2 separate regions of the Homo sapiens genome follow, and region 1 is linked to region 2. The links are chromatin loops, found by intact Hi-C in ENCODE. Cell type or tissue: PC-3. All regions are shown on one strand. Each heading gives the region's core, and the rest is flanking DNA. Links, peaks and the distances in the headings are about the cores only.

Region 1 (2,904 bases), core at 252-2,751, 68 kb after region 2:
TACTCCCTCCACTCTCAGCCTCCTTGAGAAGCACCTTTCCTCTCTCGGCCACTTCTGTTTCCTCCACAGTGACCTTGGAACGGTGACTAGGAGTGCTGCAGGTGGTGGCCTTAGAAGGACAGGGGCCAGCCCAGTCCCACTCTCCGGCTGTCACTGAAGAAGCACATGCTCCTCAATGGAGGAAGACAGCTTCAAAGAGCATCTGAGTTTTAGGAAGGGTAGGAGACAGCTGGAACAGAGGCCGATTCTGCCAGCTGTCATCGGTCTCTGATCTCCTGGCAAGAAAGCTGGCCATAGAGTAAAACCTCTTTTTAAAAATTCAGCAAACCAGGAGACATACCCTCAGGGTGTAGCTCTGAGGTTCCAATATACATATTTTCCCAGGGCTGAGAAGACTGGAAATTTCTCCAGCAAGATCAAATGCAATGCATCTCAACCCAGACCCACCAGGGCAAAAGCAGAATCTGTCCCCGAAGGTCAACGACATCATCACTGACATTGAGTCTAGCTCAGGCTCTGGAGCTGGTCTGCCTGGGCTTGAATCCTAGCTCTGATGCTCGCTAGCTGATTGGCCTTGGCAAGTTATTTAACCTCTTCATATCTTTGTTTCTTCCTCTGTAAAACAGAAATAATGATGCCTGCATCAGGGTTATTATGAGGCATAAACAACTTAATATATGTGGAAGAGGAGCTTAATAATTGCTAGTGATTAAAGTTGATATCATCATTTTCAAGCTCTGCTTAGGGACCTGAAGAAATGCTCATTCCCTACCTAATGCAAGCGGGGCTTAAAACCTAGATGACGGGTTGATGGGTGCAGCAAACCACCATGGCACGTGTATACCTATGTAACAAACCTGCATGTTCTGCACCTGTATCCCAGAACTTAAAGTAAAATTTTTAAAAAATGTTCATTCCCCCGGAAGTAGCCCCAACCTTGCCATGCCCTAAATCCGCTGCTCTAAAATCCCTAACACAAGCAAGAAGTATTGCCTCTTCTTGACCAACTGCAAGGAAGTGCCTGCTTCTCCAGGACACCTACAAGGGCAGCTCACAGAGCCATGCCCCTCGGGGGACTTCTTGACCTTGGTGGTGGAGGCCTTGGCAGACGCTCAGGTGTTTGGTTCCATATTTGCTTCCAGATAAGACTGTTTAGTAGACATGCAACTGCTTAGCTATGCCCCAAGGCATGGGGCAAGCCACCAGCCAGGGAGGGCCCACTTCCTCTGACTCATCTGCACACATGACAGGCCACCAGCCCCATCCGCCAATAGCAAGGCAAAGCTGACTCAGGCAACATGAGATTACGAGAGCATCTCCCTCCCCTCCTACTTCAGTCCACAGCAATCTGTGCCTCCAACCTTCTTTGTGCTACAAAGATAACTCACTGGTCCAGGATTATCATGGTACCTCTGTGACAGGCTCATCAGCAGGGCTGCTCTTGCCAATCTCTTACTGCTCAGAGCCTGGCCCTTGTAGCTCTGCCTGCTCTTCCCTGGTCCTGAACCTTGCTTCTGCTCCTTGGACTCCCAGGTTGGGCTTCTTCCTGGTCAGTCTTATGCAGGTCTGACCACAACTAGTCCCACTATGAAGCCCATCAGAAATGAGGTCAATGCATCACTGGCCCAGTTTCACAGAAAGATGGACGGGGGCACAAATGGCTGCTGGAATCCAGGTCCTGACAAATAGAGACTTGATAGAGCATGGTTGAATATTTCTCACATAGGGACACAAGTCCAGAAGGCATATGGCATCTCTGAGTACTGGATGTCATACCAGGAGAGTCTCATCTCAAAAGGAGGTGATGATCATGTATTTGGCCTTCAAAGCCCATGCTGCTATAATTTTCTAAGATCTGAAATCTGAGTAATACAACAGCAGTCAGCTTCATGACCAAGAGCCCATCCTTGAGGGAAACTGACTCTTCCTCCTCTGATGAGTGACTTGACTTTCCAGGCAAGTAAAGCAGGATTGAGCTTACTCCTGGGTCTCAGGGTTGCCTCCCTGGCCTGGGGCAGAGCAGATGAAGAGGAAGTGGGTGTTGATTCTTAGTGGTTTGGGGCTTCAACCTTGTCACCTACCTTTCAGGCCTAGCCTCAGTCCTGACTCAACAGGAGAGGCCAACACACCCAACTCCACTTCCTAAAGGCTTTGGTGCCCAACCCCAAGTCCTGATCACTACTCAGGAAGGAAATACAAGGAAATGCCTTCCAGGTAGGAAAGGAGGTATAACCATATGTAGATAAAAAAGGAACTTTCCATTTCTGTAAATTGAAGTCTTATTCACACAAGAGACAGATTGCAGGGGGCTGGATTTATGGGGTAAGATGATTAAATTCTGTGTCCTCTTTCATATGTCATGCTTTATCACGCATTACTAAGGATCTGATTTGGTGGCAATTTGTTGATTTCTTCAGTTCTTAGCTCAGTTACAAAAACGCAGTGAGCAGGACTTGGGTACCCTGCCAGTCAGCTCCTTAGGGTCAGAGAAACACCGTCAGTCCACAGTGCTTTATAACCACCCAACCACCTTAGACGGGGCCTTGGTATTCACTACCCACTCGTCCTCCCCTAGCAACAAGCACCAACAATCCAACATATACGTAAGACTTGTGGGAAGCCCTTATTTGTCTTTATAGCCACAGAATGTGGTACATTTAAGTTGTTCCATAAATGTTTTTGTTTTTGTTTTGAGACTAAGTCTCGCTCTGTTGCCAGGCTGGAGTGCACTGGCGCAATCTCGGCTCACTGCAACCCCTGCCTCCCAGGTTCAAGCAATTCTCCTGCCTCAGCCTCCAGAGTAGCTGGGACTACAGGTGCATGCCACCACGCCCAGCTAATTTTTGTATTTTTAGTAGAGACAGGGAGGGTTTCACCATGTTAGCCAGGGTGGTCTCGATCTCT
Region 2 (2,904 bases), core at 212-2,711:
GTAGCTTATCACTGTCTCCCTGAGAGCAGCCACCGTAGCTATCGAATGCACTGCTGCCTCCCGGGAGCCTAGCACTTATTCCAAGGCCTTGGAGCTTAGTAAATATGTGTTGCCTGGATAATGTATGTGAAAGAGCTTTGCAAACTGTAAAGTGCTGCATAAATGTAAGATAATGTCACAAATATCAAAAAGAGCCAGCCAAATAATTCAAAGAAAATAGGAAACAAGGGGAGAAGAGGGATGAGGAATTCAGAATGAAGCTGAGAGATTTCAAGTGATGATTCAAGAAATAAACCAAGCAACCAATTTTGTTAAATATGTGAGGCCACAGGGCGAGGGAAGCACAAACCACTCCAATGATCCATTCAGGCCATGTCTGCTCCACTCAGCCATAGAAACTGCATAAATTACAGGCAGCAGCAGTTTTCCTGGAGCCAGGCAGTAGAACACTCTCCTTGGTGCCGGCCTGGGAGGAGGATCCTGGCCTGGCAAGCAGGGCTGACTCAAGCTCATTGCATTAGCCCTCCCCTCCTGCATCTGGGCCCCTCTCACCGCAGTGCTGCCTGCCCAGGACCTGCACTCCTCCAGCGGGCGGGACTGTGACTCACAGATGGCCTGTCACTCCCAGTGCCAGCACAGAGCACCACCCGTGCCTATCTTTAGAAGTTTCGCAGGCTGAAAAATCAATTTGCCCGCCTGGCACCTGGGTCTGGGGCCTCCCCGCTAACATCAGTGGCAGGCGAAATGTGGCCTCCCCTCTGCCTGCCCTGATGCGTCAGACCTTACTCAGGGTCCCGAGGGCCTGGCAGTGCCGCCCAACAGACTCCTGTGAGCTGCTGCACCCACAGGTGTGCTGGTCTGCCCCTCAGAGATAGCCAGGCCTCACCAGAAGATGCGGGCAAACACCACGCCCTAGAAAATACTGGCAAGGGGGAAGCGAATCACTTTGCATCCTGGCTGCCTGACTGGCACATTCCCCAGGTGGTCATCTGGCACCTAATCCATGTGTGGTCACAGCAAACTGGCTTGCCCAGGTGGTACAAGTTCAGCCTCTTCCTCCAAGCAGGGACCAGAGGTAAGAGAACAGCACACAACTCCACGCCTTAATAAAAAGGCCCAGGAGGCAGATTCCCAACGCAGTGACAACTCCCAGCTGGCCCCCAGGCTTCCCAACTACTGAAAATGGCCACATGTGACTCCCACAAGCCAAAGGGACCCTGTATTACTGGGTATGCGGAGAGAGAACCATCTCAGACATTTCACCATATTAATAATCTCTCTTTCAATAAAGACTCGCTGAGCACCTGGCAGTGGCAGGGTGGGTGGAATAGGGTAAGAATAAGCTGAGGAACAAGAGAAAGGAAATCTCTGGCCCTGGCCCTGTACTTTCTCCTTGCACCTGTGGGCGCTCTGTGCTCAGCCTTTGAGATTTCCAAATCCCCTCTGACCTTCTGCCTCTTCACTCACGTCTAGACACCATTTTTACAGAAACCAGGAGCTACTGCCTGTTTTGTTTTTTTTTGTTTTTTTTCCAGTAATACAGCCTAGGGCCCTGCCCACCCCACCTCCTTTTCTTTATGAGATACAGTGAAGTCCAGCTGTCCTGCAGCAGATGAAAACAGAGAGAGGGCTCTCACCCGCTAGCTCTAGTTGAGAAATGAGAATGCCCCAGAAGAGCTTAAGGGCTCAAAAGCCATCTCTGAGAATTTGCAGAAGCACAATCCTACATGTTTGCTTCCTTAATCCAAAAAAGGATCCAAGGTCATGTGTCTACAGGAGCCAGCCTGTTACGGTGAGTGAGGGGTGCTGCATTCAGCACCGGGGGATGGGGGGGAAAGGAGAGCGTGCAATGGCTCTGCCCAAACCAATCATCACCATGAGGGGACACAGGCACACAAAGGTACATTTTCAATCTTTTATTTTTTCAAAAACAGCTAGCAATCCAGATTTTTATCCAAAATCTCCTTTGTAAATATAGGCAATTGATGAAAAAAAAAATTAAAAAACAATGAAGCCACATGGGCTAAACCAAACACACCTGTAGACTGCCAGTTTGTCCCCTCTCATAGGTAGGATGGGGTGACTGAATTCTGGGGAGCACGTTCAGAGGTCGCTATCTTTCTCTGCTTCTCCCCAGAGAGGTCTTCCTAGGCTGCCTCTCAGACACACAGCACCAGCCAGAGGGCAAGGACCAACTGATAAGCCAGGAAGTGTGGCTCCCATCACTTTGAGGAGGGAATCAGGAACTCTTTGGAAACCCCTGCTGTACACCTTGCTGGTGCCATTTCCCAAATATTTGTGGTTCACCCCTCGGCTTTCAGTGTCTCTTTCCTTCTCTGCCTCCCCACCCAGGGCTAACTCCTCTCCTTCCTGAAGACTCTGTTCAAGCATCAGCTCCTCCAAAGAGCTGCCCACTAAGCAGTGCCCCTCCCTCCAGCCCCTGGGCTGGGAGGCTTCCCGGCACCTGGCATATCATGCACTCTGCATGCCCACACACAACTTCCAGGCACTTGATTGACCCTCACTAGCAGGGAGCTCCTCAAGAGAAGGGCTGGTTCTCTTCCATCCCTGTTATCCCTGCAGCCAGCGCAGATCTTGGAACACAGAGCAGCTCCACACAGAACTGAACCAGCAACTTCTCCAGGAGCAAATGTTTTCTGAGCACTGGCCTATACCAGGTGCATGCGAAGGGTGCATAAGGCCACTGAGATGAATTTGACATATCCAGGGGCTTCAGAGGATCACAGTCTCTTGGGTCTGACAGATGTTTAAGAAATCCCCATCATGTAGAGTACCCACAGCCCACCCCCCTACTCCGCCCCGCCACAGCCACCCTCCTCCCATCCTTCCTGGGTCTTGGCCACACTTGCTCTTCCTTCTGCCTGCAACATGGCCCTTTCCTGA

The links. A loop is a pair of places that touch in the nucleus more often than their neighbours do. Peaks named below come from ENCODE experiments on the same cell type or tissue, not always from the same donor. Only the 100,000 strongest peaks of a DNase experiment are listed, where the experiment ranks them.
Region 1: it touches region 2 in a loop (2.9-fold over the local background); 4 of 110 quality-filtered maps call a loop at or near these places.

Annotation. Positions count from the first base shown.
Region 1 is chr10:77,581,682-77,584,585 of GRCh38, forward strand. All of the region lies in intron 1 of KCNMA1 (potassium calcium-activated channel subfamily M alpha 1), which reads right to left. Among named protein-coding and RNA genes, the nearest start is that of KCNMA1, 55 kb to the right of the region's middle. In PC-3, for the core only: no CTCF peak of the experiment used is centred there; DNase peaks (open chromatin) are centred at 1,230 and 2,060; H3K4me3 peaks cover 559 bases; H3K27ac peaks cover 2,372 bases.
Region 2 is chr10:77,513,386-77,516,289 of GRCh38, forward strand. The region is part of intron 1 of KCNMA1 (potassium calcium-activated channel subfamily M alpha 1); the gene reads right to left. Among named protein-coding and RNA genes, the nearest start is that of KCNMA1, 120 kb to the right of the region's middle. In PC-3, for the core only: a CTCF peak has its summit at 1,402; DNase peaks (open chromatin) are centred at 606 and 766; H3K4me3 peaks cover 1,543 bases; H3K27ac peaks cover 2,394 bases.